Linked DNA regions of Homo sapiens: region 2 is linked to region 1. Evidence: chromatin loops called from intact Hi-C (ENCODE). Cell type or tissue: breast epithelium. All regions are shown on one strand. Each heading gives the region's core, and the rest is flanking DNA. Links, peaks and the distances in the headings are about the cores only. Region 1 has its middle 26 kb from the start of BDKRB2. Region 2 has its middle 7.1 kb from the start of BDKRB1.

The links. Hi-C counts contacts between places; a loop is a spot of excess contacts. Peaks named below come from ENCODE experiments on the same cell type or tissue, not always from the same donor. Only the 100,000 strongest peaks of a DNase experiment are listed, where the experiment ranks them.
Region 2: it touches region 1 in a loop (16-fold over the local background); 2 of 110 quality-filtered maps call a loop at or near these places.

What each region holds. Positions count from the first base shown.
Region 1 is chr14:96,176,409-96,181,785 of GRCh38, forward strand. No RefSeq gene overlaps it. Among named protein-coding and RNA genes, the nearest start is that of BDKRB2, 26 kb to the right of the region's middle. In breast epithelium, for the core only: no CTCF peak of the experiment used is centred there; DNase peaks (open chromatin) are centred at 653, 1,783 and 2,623; H3K27ac peaks cover 3,538 bases.
Region 2 is chr14:96,246,469-96,251,807 of GRCh38, forward strand. No RefSeq gene overlaps it. Among named protein-coding and RNA genes, the nearest start is that of BDKRB1, 7.1 kb to the right of the region's middle. In breast epithelium, for the core only: no CTCF peak of the experiment used is centred there; no DNase peak of the experiment used is centred there; H3K27ac peaks cover 404 bases.

The DNA of each region.
Region 1 (5,377 bases), core at 277-5,276:
GGGTCAGATTAGGAAATATTCAGAGCATCTGTAGGAAGTGGAAAGTCTCAGATGATTCAGGAGGCTAAGGTTCTGCCAGAAGCTGAGGGGAAGGGACATTTAATTCTTGGTGGATTTGGTCCTGGGGCTGAGCGCTCATACTGACAAGTGCCCCAGGGCAACAGACTCAGCAGAAGGATGTCCGCCATCATGGATGGGAAGAGCAACTTTCTCAGGCCATTTATCCAGGTTCCTGAAAAACTAATTTAACTGGTTTGCATACACAAAACCAAGGGTTTAGTTGGGGTCTCCCTGCCTCTTGGGGATTTGGAGGAATTTCACCCAAACTCCCAACGTGTGGGCACTGAGCCTCCCAAGGATTCCTCCCCACCCCACCCTCCAACCCTCAAAATGATTTTTCTGGCTGTTTGACAGCTTGAATCTCCAGCGCTGCACTCCTGTATCCCGGAGGGACTGACTGTTTCCTGGCCTCAGCTCTCTGAACGTGAAGCTCAGGCTTTGCTTCAGCTGCCAAATTTTGTGAGTTGAGCAATTTAAGGCACAGAGGAGCAGGAGGAAGAGGGGCAGTGTGCGTGCATTGCTCTCTGCCAAGCTGGGGCTCACCGTTCCTCTCTTTTTCTCACCCCACTGACCTCAGCGTGAGTGCATGTGCACACACACACACACACACACACACACATGCTCACACACATCAGAGTAGTCAGCATCTCCCGTGGTCTGAAGGAGGATGTTTCTGCCCACACGCAGGCCCTGGGGGCTCAGCTTCCATTCCAAGTGCCTGTCCAGGAATTTATTTCCAAGACATACAATGCTCTTATTGAAAGAAATTTGGAAAGCAGTTTTGTCCCTCTGCGAAAACAATGTGGTGTCGTGGTCAGGGGTACAAACTCCGGGATCACGCCACAGCAAGGAGCTGAACCTTCCTGAGCCTTGATTTCCTAATCTAGACAATGGGGGTGATAATACCACAGTTGACATTTTCCAGCACTTTTCTTGGGCTTGGCACTAGGCCAAGCACTTTATAACCATCATCTTAGTTAATTCCAACATTAGCCTTACGAACTGGGAATTACTCTCACTGATCAAAGGATAAAAATGAAGTTCAATGAGTTTAAATAACTTGCCCACCATCTCCTGGTTTTTAGTTGGCTGAGCTAGGATTCCATGGCGGGTCTTTTTCACTTTGAAGCCTTTGCTCTTAAACTCTCTGCACCATACAGAGTCAGGAGCCCTCGGAGCACCTGCTGGCTCTGCCACTAACTTGACCCCCCTCCCCTTGGGCCTCAGTTGCCCAATCTGTAAAATGTAAAAAAGGTCCCTTCCAGCTCTATCTCAATTGAATTTTTGAAAATGGCAGTCTTGGCCTTGAAAGAGTTAACACAGATGCATGTGAGTCAAAAGTCCCTTCTTACTCTGCTTTGTCCCAAGTTTCCTAAGATAGCTTTGAAGACCAAAAGTGCATAACGGCTTAAGCTTGAAGGCAGAGTTTAGGAGGAGGTGAGCGTGCAAATAGCCACTGCAGTTCTTCTGGAAGGCCAGTACATTATCCCTAAATATTGCTTAACTTTTTATAGTGTCCTATTTTATCAGTGATGAGGCTTCCACCATGAAATCACAATATTAGAAACCGACTCAGAGAGCACTTGGGTTTAACAGAGAAACAGGCAGGGGAGGGGGGTTTCCTGAGGCCGCTCACATGCCAGGCTTCATCACAAGTTCAGTACACGGAGGGGAAGCTCAGGTCCTGAGAGGGTGGGGCGTACCCTGCTCCACCCACACACAAATCGCGGCAGAGCCAGGACCCTGAGCAGATCTTTGAGCCCAGGGCGTTCCTTCCGAGAGCTCCTCTGCCAGTGCCTGTCCTTTCTCATCTGTGTTTTTCCAGAATTTCTTAAACAACACTGGGGGATGAGGGGGGCTGCCCAGTGACCAGGGCTCTGGGCCCTACCTGGCTTCAACCTGAGCAACTTTGTTTTTATCAATCTAAGATTTTGTTGGAAAAAGGCTTTGGTTGCTTACAAAATTTTTTAAAGTTTATGTTCCAGCCTGGGTAACATGGCCAGACCTCATCTCTACAAATAATTTAAAAAAAAAAAATTAGCCAGGCATGTTGGCTCTTGCCTGTAGTCCCAGATACTAAGGAGACTGAGGAAAGAGGTCGAGATTGCAGTGAGGTATGATCGCTCCACTGCACTCCAGCCTGGGTGACAGAGCCAGACCCTGTTCCCCTGACAAAAGCAGTTTGGAAATGCAGCTACACTTTCCACATTCATTTTTTTTCTTGCTCCTAAATTGATTTCAGCAAAAAATGGAAGCTCCCTGACACCAGGAATGCAGAGAAGGGAGACATACAAAGCAGCTCTGCATTTGGGGCAAGGAATTCAATTGCGCTGTAGCAGTGTGAGTGTGTTTGTGTGTGATATGTGTGTGCATGGGTGCACGTGTGCATGCCCCACACCCACTCACAGCGAGTCAGGGTGACAGGTTTTGCACAGACATCCTGATCCTTGCTAAGAGGTAACCACAGCTGGCACCCATGGCCTTGTTTATGCTCCCAGATGCTGAGCAACACAAATGATAAATCCAAGCAAGTTGTTTGCCTGCAGAGTTCCCGGCCTGCTCCAAAGTTGCAGCTGGGGGAAACCCACAGGGCTCTAGACCCACCCGTGCAGGTAGAGCCCTTCCATGTGCTTGAAGATGGCACAGCGGGAAAGTCCCAGCAGCCAGGCCATCTGGTGGCTAAGAAATGAAGTTCCAGACAGAGCCCTGGGTTGGACACAGTCTGGTCTCAGATCAGACCTTGGTCTCTAGACCCCTGGCATGTCCTGGGCTTCAGCGGCCTTCCCCAGATGTCTTCCGGAGCCCTCAACTTCATGTTCACCCAGCTACAACCATCCCTCACCTCAGTGAGCTTCTGACTCTGTTCCAGCGCACACCTAGGCCAACAGGAAGCCACCCAGACCCCACGGCATGATGTGCGAAGCCCTTCATAGCCTGGGCCCACCAGGAAGGCACTCCATCAATTCACTCCTGACTTTATTCCTGAATTCAGGGATACACAAATGCATGATCCAGGATCTGTCTCCCCTCTGCGCCATCCAGAGCCTTGCCAGCACTTGGCAGAAAGGAGGTGGGATCAGAGCTGATGGAGAATAGAATAAATAAAAGAACCAATGAAATATGCAAGAGTCCACTGAACACTATAAAGAACTGAAATCATAAACGAAAGAAATTATTACTATTAGGAAGAATGTGATTATCACCTGCCCCACTGGGCAACTTTTTTGGCCCTGTGACAGGGCTTTATGGAAATAAATAATTTAGCTTTAAGAAAATCAGTCAACCAATTTTAGAAAGTAATGACACCTGTTTTCTCATTGTAGAAAACTTTGAAAACATGATGACAAGATTAGTCACATATAGTCCAAACAACCAGATATAGCCCAATGACACTGGGTGTATTTTCTTCCAGTCTGCTAGGCAAGTGTGTGAATGTAAAAAGTAATGTAAGTGGGATGAAATTGCATACTGTTTTATATCCTGTCATTTTCAGGTAATATTTTGCTGTTTATACTTTGCTATGTTTTGACCCCTGAAGTCAGGTTCCAGCATCCCCACTTTCTGGCTCTGTGACCTTGGGCCATTCATTTCACCTTGCTGAGCCCCTATTTCTCATCTCAGAAATAACCACACTCTTACTGGAGCCAATATCAATTTTCTCCTCTTTGTGAACATATTGTTAAACTATATTTCCCAGCCTCCTTTGCAGCTAGATGAGGCCACATGACGCTCTTCTGGCCAATGGGATGTAGGAGGAAGTGATGTATGCCGCTTTTGTGCTTGGCTCATAGAATCTCCCACCAATGGTCCTCCAATTTCCCTCCTTACCCTCCAGGGCCCCCATGCTATTGAGTTGCACTAAGGCATTCAGGAAACCATGAGATGGAAGAGCCACCAGCAGGACCCAGGATGGAACAGATCTGGGTCCCCATGTCAGACCCTGGAGAGGGAGCCAAGTGGCCTATGATGTGAACAAGAAATAAACCCATGCTGCTTAAAGGTATCAGGATGTATTTGTTGCTGCAGCCCAGCTTAATCTGACAGCTACTTACCTCGTAAGGCATGCTGTGCCATTTAAATGAAATATGTGACATCAGTAGCCCATAAAAAGCACTTCAAATCTGAGCCATTACAAATTAAAGAACATTAAAGGATAAATAAGCCATTTAGTAAATTGGATAATACACACCGTAAGGTTTGTGGGACTTCAGGGAAGAGAGAAATCACTTTGGACAGCAGCGAGCAGTAAAAGGCGTGTTGAGGGGAATTTCTAGGATGTGTGTGGCTGTGGATCAGAAGAAGATTTGGAGATGTTTCATTCAACCAGTGTGAGTTTGCCAACCTCCAGGAGGCAGGAAGAGCAGTGAATGGGGGTTGGCGGGGGGGCCCTGTATGATTACAGGAAGGTGAGAAAGCACCCGACTGGAGACTCATGCCCAGCTCCCAGGGCCTGCCCAGCAGAAGCTGATCCCGCCTCACACAGAACCTAGGCTCCTCTCTCCAATCGGCCTCTCTGTCTGTTCAGCTTCAACACAAAGCCTGAGGACCCCCTGACATTCCAACTCCCTCAGCCACGCCCAGTCCTTCATGAAGTCCTACAATTCCAGCTAGTAAACACCTCTCCAAACAGAATCAGCATCACCACCTCCCTCCTACCATCTTCGAACAGTCACCTTCATCTCTCCCCTGGGCTGCTCCTTCTGTACCTCTCCACACACATGCCCGCCAACCACACACATGCACGCCAACCACACACATGCACGCCAACCACACACATGCACACCAACCACACACATGCACGCCAGCCACACACGTGCACACCAAACACATACATATATGCAGGTCCATCTCCCACAACAGCAGAGCGCCCTGGGAAACGCCCATTGGATCATGTACCACACCCCATAAATACACACCATGATGATTAATGTAATGTGTCAAATCAGCTGAGCCACTGTGTCTAGATGTGTCGTCAAACATTATTCTGGATGTTGCTGTGAGGATGTTTTTGGAGATTAACATTTAAAGGGGCAGACTTTGAGTAAAGCAGACTGCCCTCCCCAGTGTACAGGGGCCTTACCCAATCAGTTGAAGGCCCAAATAGGATTAAAAGACTGACCTTGTGCTTAATATTCATCTTTCCCAAAAATCAATGTCCTCCATCAAGGAGCCGACAGAGCCTGCTTTGTTCACATGGAGTCCCCAGTGCCTGCGGTTGGGGCATGTCATAGGCCTGCATACAATTTAAAAGACTAAATAAATGAATATCTATTATAATCCAAATATGTATTTCCAGCTGGACACAACAATGATCGTT
Region 2 (5,339 bases), core at 340-5,339, 70 kb after region 1:
GGAGACCAGGCAAGGGGCCTAGCTCCTGAGTCTTCCCTGGCCACAGAGGGGTGAGAATAGGATGCAGAGATGCAAACTGGACACCAGATGACCTCATGGGAATTCATGCTAGTGCTGGAGCCTCTTGAGCACAGCCTTCATGACTCAGAGGGGGAGTGTCTCCATTGTGTAGATCCCAGCCATGTGCTGCATTATCTCCTTGTTACCCAATTCCTGACCCTTATGTAGCTCTGATCCTTCACCAAGGATGAGGGTGGGGAGCAGGGATGAGCAACAGAGGTCATGATTTGGCAACAGCAATGGCTGAAAGTTTAATCGTTTGTTCATGAGAGTTTTATTCTGGTTTTAGTTTTTTATTTTGTTTTGCTGGCTGAGGCAAAATAGTCCCAGGTCAAAGGGACCCCATCAAAATACTTCACGCTCACAACCACTCTGGGAGTTTGCATGATCACTGGTTCATGGTATGGAAACTGGGGCCCAGAGAGGGAAGTAACTTTCCAAGGCCATGCAGTTCTTAAGGAGGGTGCTCTGGAAATTCTCTCTGTTCTTGGGGTGTTCATGCCTTAACAAACCGAGGATACAAATTCTGTCACAGGAAAAGTCCTCGAAGTGCCTTCTTGCATGACGAGCTTATGACCCAGGGCTTGGGCTATTTCTGCCACAATAAAAGCTTTGCATCTCATAGGCCTTGTGCATACTTGCTTCCTGCAGATCACCTTCCCAGAGCTGGTGGATGTAATTCACATGCCGTAGAGTTTACCCACTTCAGCTTTTACTTAATAACCAATTCATGCAACCATCACTACTGTCTAATTCCAGAACACTTTCATCATCCCCCAAGAAATCGCATATTCATTAACAGTCACGTCCCATTCTCCCTTCCTCATGGCTTTGGGCAACCACTAATCTTTCTGTCTCTAGATTTACCTGTTGTGAAAGAAGCCAGGCACATGTTGTAGGATGCTGTCTCTGTAGAGCCTATAACACATGCCTTTTGTGTCTAGCTCCTTTTACCTCCTAACACTGAGCTAGAATGTTTAATTGTTGGGGGAGAATTTTGGGGACCAGTCCATGGGTTCCCTACCATGCCACTTGTGTGATCTCAGCAAGCCACTTTACTCATCTTCCCTCCCACCACCTTTGGCCTTAGTTTTCTCGTCTGTCAAGTGGAGAGATAATAAGTCATGACTCTAACAGGTTTCTGGCATGTAGATCAGTGGTCTCGAAGGACTGCCTTATGTGATGTTGATGCTGTCCTCTATAGTTTACGAAGGCCCCAGCACCAACAGTACAGGGGCTTGGAGGCAGGTTCCTGGTTCACATCTTACCTCTGCCACTTCCCAGCTGTGGGAATTTGAAGAAGGTCAGTGAATTTCTCTGAGTGTCTCTTTTCTCATCTATTAAATGAAGATCCAAGTATTGTGAAGATTCAGTGAGATAAAGATGTTGTGATGAGTTGAAGAGTATCCCTCCACCCCAACTCATGTCCACATGGAACTTCAGAATATGACCTTATTTGGGAATAGGGTCTTTGCAGAAGTAGTTAAATTAAGATGAGGTTACACAGGTTGAGCATTCCTAATCCAAAAATCTGGAATCACAAATGCCCCCAAATCCACAACTTTTTGAGCACTGACATGATGCTCAAAGGACATGTTATTGGAACATTTTAGATTTTGGATTTCTGGATTAAGGATGGTCAGCTAGTATGTATTCTGCAAATACTCCAAAATCCAAAAACATTCAAAATGCAAAACACAAAAACTTCTGGTCCCAAGCATTTCTGGATAAGGGATCCCCAACCTGTACTGGACTAAGGTGACCCTTAAATCCAATAACTGGTGTCCTTATAAGAAGAGGAGAAAAACACACAGAGACACAGAGAGAGATGGAGGCAGAGACTGGAGCGATGCTTCCACAAGCCAAGAAATGTGAAGGATTGCCCAGAATCACCAGAAGGGAGGAAGAAGCAAGGAGTGGCTTCTCCTTCAGACCCTCCAGGAGGAACCAACACTGCCAGCACCTTGATTTTGGACTTCTGGCCTCCAGAACTGTGAGAGGACAAATGTTCATTGTTTAGGCCACTTAGGTTTTGATACTTTGTATGGAGCCCTGAGCAAATGGATACAGGTATTTTAGTCTTTTTGAGCACATACTCACCATCCAGTTGCCCATTAAGGTACCTGCAGGCCCCTTCTCTCAACAATGAGAGGGCACACTGGATGTTTTTCTCAGGTCTTTTTAGGGTTAGAGATACTTGTTCGTGCAGATTTCCTAAGAAATAATACCAAATGCCATCTTACTAAATTGTAGAGGATTTTTTTCAAATGGAAGATACTGAGGCCTTTCCCATATTGCGGGCCAGCCCAAGCCCCCAGAGCGTGAATCATGGGCCCCGGGTGCTGAGTGTAAATGCCCATCCTTGCGGACCTAGGACCTGGGATCTGCTGATTCTTTCTTCCTTCCCCAGAACCAAAAGGCAGGCCAATTCAAAGAGTCTCAGACCAGGATTCAAATAAATAAATAAATGGCCTCAGAGCCCAGCTCCCAGCTTCCAGACAGCCCAGCCACCAACCCCACCCAGGTGGGAGGCTACTTATAGACAACCCTGAAAGATGGTCAAAGATGGGGTTCTGAGACTCTCTGGATGCCTCCCTTCATGCTGAGTCACCCTTTGCCGTCCACTCAGCCGGCGAGCAATGAGTGTCTGTTTCCTCTCTTCAGTTCTGGCCAAGACAGAGCACGGTGTGTGTGGGCCCTCCTCATAATGACACTACCATCGTCTTGTGCAACAGTAAAATGATAAAATCAGGAACAGTTACTGTGGGGTGCCTACTAAAGGCCAGTTGCATCACCACATTATCCCATGTGATTACCAAATTCTACAACATGCTCCACTTTACAGACTGAGGCTCTGGAAGGTGGAATTGAAAATGGTCCAGATTCTCCAATTGCACACAAAAAATGTGTTGCTTTCTACCATAATTTCCCATTAAATTGTCTCTTTCACAAAAAAAAAAAAGAAGAAGAAGAAGAGGAAGAAGAAAATGGTCCAGATTCACCTTCTCAGCAGTGACGGAGCTAGGGTGTCAACGCTGCTGAGGCAGCTCCACACCGTACACCTGCCTGCCTGGACTTCCAAATCAGACCTTAAGGACCAGGGACGGGACTTGTTTTTGCAGTCAGATTTGCTCACTGTCTTCCTGACCTCCCTAAGTACAGTAGTCCCCCCCTTTATCCATGGTTTCAATTACCTGTGGCCAATATAGGTCTGAAAATATTAAATGGAAAATTCCAGAAAAAAGCAATTAATACGTTTTAAATTATGCACCAGTCTGAGCAGTGTGATGAAACCTCGCCCCGTCCTGCTTTGTCCCACCTGGGACATGAGTTGTCCCTTTGTCCAATGTACCCATGCTATATAAGCTACCCACCATTACTGTATAGCAAAAAGCATAGTGTTATAAGGTTTGGTACTATCTGCAGTTTCAGGCATCCACTGGGGGTCTTGGAACGTTTTCCCCATGCCTAAGGGGGAACTGCTGTACAGAGCCTCATTCCTTTCTGTTTTGAAGACCACTGGATCCTGTTCTGTTTCTTCATAGAACTCACAATCACGATCCTGTACAGGTTTCTCTGTTAGTCTGTCTCTATCCCAAGTCTGTAGCCCCCATGAGGGCTGGGACAGTCAAGAATGACCCCAAGTCTTCAAGAAAAGTTATGGTTATCTTCAGCAATTTCAGTTCCCCTATACTCAGAGTTCTGCAGCTCACAGAAGCAATTTCAGTTTCCCTGGATCCGGAGTTTTGCATCCCCATCATGGGGACCAATATGATTTATATGAAAGATAAATGCTCACAGCATCAACTTTATAATATGGTAATCCAATTCCATCTCTTTAAAACATCATAAAGGAACTACTGGTTTCTAAGGAAAACATCTTATTCCATACCCCCATTCTTTGCTGTACACATGGCTTAATTAGGCATCTAGGCTGATTGAAAAATGATGAAAGAGCTTTTCCATATGGCACTTGCTGCTAGATTAAGAAAGAAGGTCATAATACTGAGAAAAGATGCATCAACATGTACATATTCATCTTATCCTGGGAACATCTATACAGCACGATACTGACATTTCCCACACAGTTATTTGATCCTCACAGCAACTCTCAGAAGCAGGCAGGACCAGAGCATTCCAGGACCACCGGCCCTGCTCTCTTCTGGAAGCCCTGCAGGTGGGCTCCACCTGCCGTGAGCATTTATCTTTAGAATAGATCATGCAGTTAGAGCTATAAAACTCCAAGTACAGGGAAATGGAAATTGCTTCCATGAGCTGCAAAACTTTATGCACCTGCTCTCTCAAAACACCCTTACTCTGGGCTAAAACTATCATTCAATTCTCTTCCCTGAACCAAACCAAGAGCTGCACAGGGCCTGCTGGAGGGTAGGGGATATGGGATATTCATGGATAGCGTGAGTAAGTGGGGTGTGGGGCTTGAACCTGGGCTTTCTGACCCCAAGTTCCAAGTGAGCCTTCCACAAAGGCTTATGAACATGTGTGCGTTATAATACAAATGCTGGTCCCCCCACCTGCGATGGTTTTCTCAGCTTGCTTGCCTTCCAAACTCCTATTCAGCCCTGAAAACCTAGTTTAAATAATCCCCTGCCATGAATTCTTCCCCAACTCTGCATAATAGTCGAGGTTCTCTAGAGAAACATAACCAACAGAAAATAGATAAATATAGATAGATTTGTTATAAGGAATTGGTTTATGCAATTATGGAGGCTGAGAAGTCCCACCATCTGCTGTCTGCAAGCTGGAGACCCAGGAGGACCAGTGATGTAGTTCCAGTGGGATTGTGAAGGCCAGAGACCCAGGATGGCCAGCGAGAAGGTGGGAGAAGACAGATGTCCCAGCTTGAAAACAGCCAGGCGGAGAGAACCAATTCTCCCTTGCTGCTCCTTTTGGTTGTATTCAGGCCTCCGACAGGTTGGATGCCACCCACCATGTCAGGGAAGACAATCTGCCTTACTCAGTCTACCAATTCAAACATTAATCATTCAAATTAACCTAGGAAGGTTAAACTCGCTCACGGCCCCCCCAGAAACCATGTTTAACCAAATATCTGGGCACCCCATGGCCCAGTCAGCATGACACATAAATTACCCATCCCACTCCACCTCGAGCAGAACTCATTTTTTTCAAACCTCACACTCAGACACAGCCTCAGAACTTCATTGCCACTCTGCTTTCTACAACATGTTGTCACTGGATGTCAGCTTGTCCCTGTCCTCAGCCATCCCAAGAGCTCCTTAAGTGGGCACGGAGTGGGCTGT